2 separate regions of the Homo sapiens genome follow, and region 2 is linked to region 1. Evidence: chromatin loops called from intact Hi-C (ENCODE). Cell type or tissue: A673. All regions are shown on one strand. Each heading gives the region's core, and the rest is flanking DNA. Links, peaks and the distances in the headings are about the cores only.

Region 1 (4,400 bases), core at 269-4,268:
GCCCTAGATTGTGTTAATTTCTTCAGTCTTTGCAAGGAATAAAAACTGAGGGTGAAATAAGCTGATAGAATCACCACTGGCTACCATAATAAAGCATTCATACCAAGTGCAAGGCAGGGCTCGGTGGCTCATGCCTGTAATCTTAGCACTTTGGGAGGCCCAGGTGGGTGGATCACCTGGGCTCAGGAGTTCGGGACCAGCCTGGGCAACATGGTGAAATCCTATCTCTACTAAAAATACAAAAGTTAACTAGGCATGGAGGCCCACACCTGTCCCAACTATTCGCGAGGCTGAGGTGGGAGGATAGCTTGAGCCTGGGAGGCAGAGGTTGCGGTGAGCTGAGATCATGCCACTGCACTCCAACCTGGTTGACAGAGTACGACCCCTTCTCAAAAAAAAAAAAAAAAATTCACACCAAGTGCAAGAAGCAATACAAACGACACAATAAAGAAAATCCCAGAGGAGATAGAAGCAGAAATAAGAACTTAAATTTTTCATAAAAGACTAATACAATAATTTTGGATACTCTGATACACGTATAAAATTCTTCAAAATTTCCTGAGATGAAAAGGTAAATCCCCTGCACCAGGACAGATAGCCTGAGTTACTAGTTTCATAACTAGAATTATGAAAGAGGAATGCTCAAAGGAACAAGCTGCATTTGGAAACATTTTGCAATTTTCAGACCTGAGATCAGTTACCCAAAAGATGAGTTAAAATATTCTGAAAAACAATCTCTTACAATAGACGTCACTAAGCCAGATATGATCCTTCCCCAGAAACAAAAGGAAAAACTGATCATGAAAAGATCTTACCACTTCCTGTGGAATTCAGAATCATCTGAAACACTACTGGAGAAGAAAATAGAGGGAAATATTGCTGGATTTCTTAGTCTTTGCTTGTACCCATTCAATTAATCTTATAGTTTTTCAAACTTATTTTTAGGTTTATCTTATTAACTCTTTTATCTATATTTCATGTGGGAGTATGACAGTCCCTTTTATTTAAATTATCCTACCATTACTATTGAAACTTTTTAAATCAATATTATTCTAAAGCTTTATTTATATGAGGTCAGACTTTTTTTCTGGCTGGATAGGGTAATAGTAGTTGTAATAATTAAAAGTGAAGGAATAACTTAGATCAGAATAAAAAAATATTCCCTGGCTTTTTTACTTACAGGAAATTGTAGATTATTCCTTTCCAGAAGGTGAAAAAAAAATCTTGTGTGAGTAATAAGACAAATTTTCACACAAATAACCAATAACATGAGCTAGACAGATGTTGTTTATAAATTCTTTTACTTGCGCCATTTCTTTGGGAAGTTAGGAAAAAGAAAATCACTTAAAGTACAAAATAATAGATGCTTTGCCATTGGGGCCCTATTATAATATGAAATAGACAAAGTTCAAGTGGTTTTTAATATTAATAGTCTAAACTGTAAAATCATGAATGGTACTGTAATTGGGTTATTTTGGTTGCAGAAAGATCTACTTGTAACCAGCTGCAGTGATAAAGGGCAATTAACAAAATAAAGTTACAGGGATATTTCATGGAAGCTATAGAACTCTCTCCCCTTTATGTCTCTCAACTAGATCGCTATGCTTCCCGGTTAATATGGAAGAAAATTACTGACAACATATACCAATGTATCCTCCACTTAAGAAAGTACCCCAGGCTAGGCATTGTGGCTCATGCCTGCAATCCCAGCACTTTGAGAGGGCCAGGTGGGCAGATCACTTGAGTCCAGGAGTTCAAGACCAGTTTAGGCAACATAGTGAAACCTTATCTCTACTAAAAATACAGAAATTAGCCAGGTGTGGTGGCACTCTCCTGTAATCCCAGCTACTCGGGAGGCTGAGGCACAAGGTTGCTTGAATCCGGGAGGGGGAGGTTGCAGTGAGCCGAGACTGCGCCACTGCACTCCAGCCTGGGTGACAGAGCGAGACCCTGAATAGAAGGAAGGAAGGAAGGAAGGAAGGAAGGAAGGAAGGAAGGAAGGAAGGAAGGAAGGAAGAAGGAAGGAAGGAAGGAAGGAGGAAGGAAGGAAGGAAGGAAGGAAGGAAGGAAGGGAGAACTAAGTCCCCATTCTTTCTTTTTCTTTGAGATAGGTTCTCTCTCTGTCACCCAGGCTGAAGTGCAGTGGTGTAATCTCAGCTCACTGCAGCCTCGACCTCCTGGGCTCATATGATACTCCCACCTCAGCCTCCTGAGTAGCTGGGACTACAGATGTGTACCACTACGCCCAGCTAATTTTTTTTTTTTTTTTTTTTAGTGTAAAGATGGGGTTTTGCTATGTTGCCCAGGCTGTTCTCTAACTCCTGGACTCAAGCCATCTGCTCACCTTGGTATTACAGGTGTGAGCCACTGTACCAGGCCTAAATCCTAATTCTAAATTCCTGCAAATGGATCTCAGATTGTTCCAGTTTAAATCCAAATTTCAATCTCTAATCACCTTTGACAGTGCTAAGTCGTTTTGTACAAATGGTGGTCAGAGGCCCACTGCTGGTACAGTTCAAAGAAAACACAACATACAGCAATAAAAAAATGCCAAGAACAGACCAGGCGCGGTGGCTCACACCTGTAATCCCAGCAATTTGGGTGGCCAAAATGGGAGGGTCACTTGAGGTCAGGAGCTTGAGACCAGCCTGGCCAACATGGCGAAGCCCCATCTCTACTAATGATACAAAAATTAACCAGGCATGGTGGCGCACACCTCTAATCCCAGCTACTCAGGAGGCTGAGTCACGGGGATTGATCGAACCCAGGAGGCGAAGGTTGGGGGCAGTGAGCCAAGACTGTGCCACTGCACTCCAGCCTGGGTGACAGAGTGAAACTGCATCTCAAAAACAAGGAAACAAATGCCAAGAACAATGTTAACATTAAAGCCAAGAAAACTTAACTTGCACAATGATTAATTAGCTACTTCAACTGCAATTTTTTATTGATCTGACTGATTGTCTGTTTTGGTAGCATGCTGAATGCAATCTCAGTGAGCTAATTATAGATCCAGATTAACGGATCTTAATTTCTATATAGATATATATATAATATGATGTAATGGAACTACATCATTGGCTTCAACAGACATCTCATAACTATGAGAGATTCCCAGACATATCTTGAGACTTGTATAGTCTTCTCACTGTTTACCCAAATCTTATCAATTCAAACTTTTATAACTTTGATTTCTTCCTTTAAATTATTACTTGTTGTCAAGTCCACAGTGCTTCAGGACCTGCAGTTCATAAAGACCATCATGTGGATGTCATCCCCTGGAGTTCTACTCCACAGCAGTCCTGTTCATCTGATAGAATGTTTAAATTCTTTTGTAGTTTGTTATTTTTTTTGTGCCTATAACCTACTTTTCCAACTACATTGTAAATTTGTGGAGGCCAGGGATCATGCCTTCCTGTGTTAGTTACCTACTGCTGCATAACAAATTCCACCAAGATGTAGCAGCCTCAAACAACAAACATTTATTATTCACATAATTTCTGAGGGTCAGGAATCTGGGAATGGCTTAGCTGGATCAAACTGTCAGCCAAGGTTGCAACCACATGAGAAATCATCTGATGGCTTGACCATGCCTACAGGATCCGCTTCCAAGAGGGCTCACTCAGATTACTGTTGGCAGAAGGTCTCAGTTCATCCCAATGTGGGATTCTCCACAGGGCTACCTGAACATCCTCACAGTATGTCAGCTCTTTTCCCCAGAGTCAGCGATCATACACAGAGAAAGAGAGAGAGACAGAGAAAGAGAGAGAGAGACAGAGAGAGAGAAAGTGAGCAATAATCACAGCACCTTTTTGTGACTTAGTCTCCGAAGTTACACACCACAACTTCCACTTTATGCTATTGATTAGAAGCAAGTCATTAAATCCAGCCCTCACTCAAGGGGCAGGAAATTAGACTCCACCTCTTAAAGGGAGGAATATAAAAAAGTTTGTGCATGCAGTTTTAGAAGTACCGCACCTTTTTGATGGCATCTTCAGAGTCTACATTTGAGCCAGTACTCAATTTTTATTTTTATTGTGATTGATCACATTGTACAATACTGAGAAAATTCACCCAAGTGAAGTATAGGAGCAAATCAAGCTCATATCTCAGAATATTTGCTTATATTTCCAGCTTTCTAGAAAAAGGTTTAACTTACATGTTTATCAATTAATTAACACATCTATCCTTTCCTGTTATAACCATTATTTGGGGGGCCTTATTACATGTTAGACACCGTTATATAGTAAAGGGACACAAATAAATCTTTGTGTCTCTGCTCTTACTGTACTTTAGAATCACCCTGGAGAAATTTAAAAAATAATTTTGCCTGACCCCCACCCAGAAGATTAAATCAGAATATTCTGGAGTAGAGCTTGGTACTGGTATTTTGTACAGTTCTC
Region 2 (4,400 bases), core at 67-4,066, 310 kb before region 1:
TGGAATGAGAAGGATCACTACAAGAGGATTGGAAAATGTTAAAGTTTTTGAAGCCAAAGAAGGAAAAAGGTTTCAAATGGAAAGATTTGAGCATCATGAGGAGATTAGTCCTCAAATTTGGCAAGAACAAGGTCCCTGGAAACTTGGAGAGAAATGATGAAAATTAGAAAAGGTTAAAGAGTAAATGGATAGGAAGAAAATGGATGAGGCTACCAGACCACACCTGTGAAGTTTGTCAATGAAAGAAGAAGGCAATCAAAGCACAGGAAGTGGGGAACAATTCTGGTGGCTCTGATCATAGGTTTGCTGCAGGGAATCTGGGCCCTGGGGCTGCCACACAAGGGGCAGGTCTCCCCCATCTCCTCCACTAATATTTTCTTTCCTTGAAAGAGAACTTCCTGTTGAAGTTTGTTGAAAGGGTAATAGGAATTAGTAAGTTTCTCTTTGATCCATGTGTTTATTTATATGTTGTGATTAATTTGAATTTTTTAGGTCTAGGCAAGTGACTCCCTGCTAATGCACCTAACTTAATCACCTTATATCTAGGAGAAAATTAGAGCTGTAGTTTGAGCTTTCTTTTTGCATTTCTTGAATCCAAATTTCTGTGATGGCCTTATATTTTTGGTATTGTTACTATTGAACTTTATGTAAACTTGCAATCAATCATGAAACAAATTTATAATTAGCAATTATCAAATAATTATATAAGTCATTCTACAACCAAAAATATTAATATTATGCTATTCACAAGTGTGTGCTTTGGAGGATTACAATGATTTTGGTACTCAAAATAGAGTGAAATTTGCATATTAAGGTATTGAATTCCCCAAAAAAATATTATTTTATTTTTGCTTTCTTTTTATTTAAGGCTACATTTTCCTTTATGTATCAAATTTGTCTTTCTTAAAGTCTCTTAATAATAAAATCGAATTCCTTTTCCTCAACAAGCTTTCAAAATTCAGCTCAAATAGACTGTTCTCACTACATTGAAAATAAGTGGACACTAAAGATACAAAAATAGTATCATGGTCACAATACTGGGAAATTCAGACTTTCCCAAGTGCTGAAGTAGCAAAGCAACAGAAAGAGTGAGTAATATTCTGAATGAGGCTACAGTGACATTATCATGTTTGCAACATAGCTTTCGTTACTAGGAAAATTTGTGAGGCAAATCCAGACTTTACCAAAAAATACCAGTTTGGAACCTTTTATTACAGCTTCAGTAACATAAACTATCCTTGACCTTTAAAAGCCTTCCTTCCTTGATGTCCCTGACTAGGCAAAAGCAACATATGAAAAAAGTTGTTTTTATGAATATTTAATGAGAGCTCTAAAGAACTGTAACAGATATGGAGCGTAGGGGGAAGTGTCTCAGTTTTGGAATTAGAGAGACTGATGGGGTAACATCTGTCAACTACAGTGGAAAAAAAATCACTAGGAAAATAATAAGAATGCCTGATTTGCAGCATTGTTGAGAAGATACATAGTGGATCATGTTCAAATGCCCAAGACACAAGATCCGAGGAAGGAGATTTCAGAAGAGGAGGGCAAGGAGGATTCCTGCTACCTCACGACATGCAGAGGCCCTTCAGGTTCTGCCCTGAGTTGAACACTGAATCCTTCCAGAGAACCTGAGCCCCTGAGCCTGCTTTTCTGTGCTTCAGGCTTTCTTAAATCAGCTGCAAGGGAGGGGAGAATTTGGGGCCCCACCCTTTTTCAATAATTGGCTCTGTCAAGCCTGTAACTGTGCCTTTCCTTGTACTATAGGTAATGTAGACCATGAAATTTGTTTCCGTTGGTCTGCATTATCTGTAATGGACATCATCAGTAATTTTGTTTATAGTTTTTAAGAGTTTTTTTTCCCTGATCTGAGTATTTTCTAAGTGTTTGTGTCCTCATTGCTTGTGTTGAATTGTTATAACCTTAAAAATTGGATATATATAATATGCTTGCCTATCTAGAAAATTATACATATGGTATGAGCTTGTGTGTGTGTGTGTGTGTGTGTGTGTGTGTGTGTGTGTGTGTACATTTGAAATTTGAAATAGACTTATATTTTGAAATACAGAGATACTTGGCTCCATAGCTGAAGGGCTAGAGCACTGGTCTTGTGAAAATACAGAGACACTTATTTAATGAAACAGTACTGCTAAGGACGATGATAAACACTTGATAAGTTAATTCCAGCACTCTATGGCATAGTCAGTATATGTATTATTGCCTCTGCATTGTGTGTAAGAAATCTGAGACACTAAACAATTCTGTGACTTGCCCCAGGTCTCAGATCAAGTAAGTCTATCTCCAAAGGGTGTTTCCATAACCCCTTCTCCACCCCTTTACAGAGGAGCCCTCAGAGACCCCGGTAGTGCTTCTTCCCTCCACTTCCTTGGAGCCTAATAGCATGGTCTTCTTGCAGACAGTTTTAACATTTACTCTGTTACTATAGTAAGCATGCTAGAACTAAAGACTTCTCTTTAGTTTCCTTTGTAACTCTGTGAAATCTTGCTTCCTTCTGTGAAACTTTTTAATGAGTGGTCCTTACAAAATTGGTTTTTAGATTTACATTGACCTAAACCCCAGGAAGTTGTGTCTCCTGAGCTTTATCTGCTTGCTGTACAGCAGAGTGCCTTTTATGTAGTTGCCTACCTGCCTGGCTGAACTTTAAGCTCCCAAGGGAAGAAACTGTTCTTTTTCATATATCACATCCAATGCCAAAAGGTAAAAGACCAAAATAACATCAGTCACAAAGACAGGGCAGCCTTTCCTATAGGCTAGTTGTGTGCAGTCTAGAACTGCCTTTCTGGCAGAGCCCTATTCAGATACCATCTTTCGGGAACATACACTCTGTGTTCTGCCAGGATGGGGGAGGAGCTTGGTTTCAGGCACTATGTTTTGGTTGTAAGGGCGAATGTTATTGCCAAACTGAAACATGTCAAATATCAACAACCAAGTGGGTTTTGTGGTCACATTTCATCTGTAGATGATGGCATGTGCAAGTGATTTTATGGGGTTTGATGTGGAAACTATGAGAAATTCCACAACTCCAGAGTGCACCTCTAAGCCCCAACCCCCCGTTTATTCTCGCTCTTCTGCAAGACAGAGATCAAGGTTGAATGAAAATCTTGAGTACAAATTCTCAATTTTTGCATTTTTAAAAACTTTTAAAGTATAGATTTCTTTACAAAAAATGCTCAGAGAAAAAAATTAAAAAGCCAGGCATGGTGGTGCACGCTGTAGTCCCAGCTGCTCTGGAGGTTGAGAAAGGAGAATTGCTTGAGCCCAGGAGTTGGAGGCTGCAGTGAGCTGTGATCACGCCACTGCACTCCAGCCTGGGCAATAAAGACCTTGTCTCTTAAAAAAAGAAAGGAAAAAAAAAAACCTTAGTTAACCATATTTGGGAATTAAATGCTTTTCTACTGTCTGTTTTTTGGGTTTATCCCATTTGTGATCCCTTCTGTCAATTGTCACCATTATCTTGCTCACCTAAGCCACCTTTCTTCTTTTATGGACTCCAAACTCTTCCCTGTGGTCTTAACCTGACCCCTTTCTCCATAGTCTGTTCTCTCAGCAGCAGGAGTGGTCCTTTTAAAGACTAAATTGACTCTAATCATTTTCCCTAAAACTTTTTGGTGTCTTCCTATTGCACATAACAGAGGGACTCTGACCTCCATCTCCCTCAGGATCAGTCTCTGCCCATTCTCTGATCTCATCTTCTACCACCTCCCCGTTCACCCAGCACAGCCACAGTGGGCACAGTTCTTTAAATATGCCCAGCTTCTTCTTGTCCTACATCCTGTGTTCTAGTTAATACCTAAGCCTGGAAAGTTCTGCCCCAGTGTTTTGCTCATCCGTATTTCCATTTATACAGCATTGACTCACTCAACTCTTACGTTACCACCTCAGAGTGGCCTCCGCAAGAAGACCCACCCCTACGGGGTCTCATCACTGTTATGTTTATTCATATCATATATCCATATCTAAATTTTCTTGTTCATGTATTGTATTCTGTCTCCTTTTCCCCTTTCTAATGGAATGTCAACTCCATTAGATCAGGAATTGCCTGTCTTGTTCATTGCTGTTTCTAGCACTCATAAAAAGCTTTTTGGCTCATACTAGATTTTCAATTTAAAAAACTGGTTAAGGCCGCGTGCGGTGGCTCACACCTGTAATCCCAGCACTTTGGGAGGCTGAGATGGGCGGATCACGAGGTCAGGAGATCGAGACCATCCTGGCTAACATGGTGAAACCCCGTCTCTACTAAAAATACAAATTAGCTGGGCGTGGTGGCATGCACCTGTAGTCTCAGCTTCTCGGGAGGCTGAGGCAGGCGAATGGCGTGAACCCAGGAGGCGGAGCTTGCAGTGAGTGGAGATCGCACCACTGCACTCCAGCCCGGGCGA

Evidence for each region. Hi-C counts contacts between places; a loop is a spot of excess contacts. Peaks named below come from ENCODE experiments on the same cell type or tissue, not always from the same donor. Only the 100,000 strongest peaks of a DNase experiment are listed, where the experiment ranks them.
Region 2: it touches region 1 in a loop (3-fold over the local background); 1 of 110 quality-filtered maps calls a loop at or near these places.

The regions. Positions count from the first base shown.
Region 1 is chr5:91,177,932-91,182,331 of GRCh38, forward strand. All of the region lies in intron 6 of LOC107986432 (a long non-coding RNA gene), which reads right to left. Among named protein-coding and RNA genes, the nearest start is that of LUCAT1, 130 kb to the right of the region's middle. In A673, for the core only: no CTCF peak of the experiment used is centred there; DNase peaks (open chromatin) are centred at 790, 1,890 and 2,140; H3K27ac peaks cover 2,077 bases.
Region 2 is chr5:90,870,439-90,874,838 of GRCh38, forward strand. All of the region lies in intron 83 of ADGRV1 (adhesion G protein-coupled receptor V1), which reads left to right. Among named protein-coding and RNA genes, the nearest start is that of ADGRV1, 310 kb to the left of the region's middle. In A673, for the core only: no CTCF peak of the experiment used is centred there; no DNase peak of the experiment used is centred there.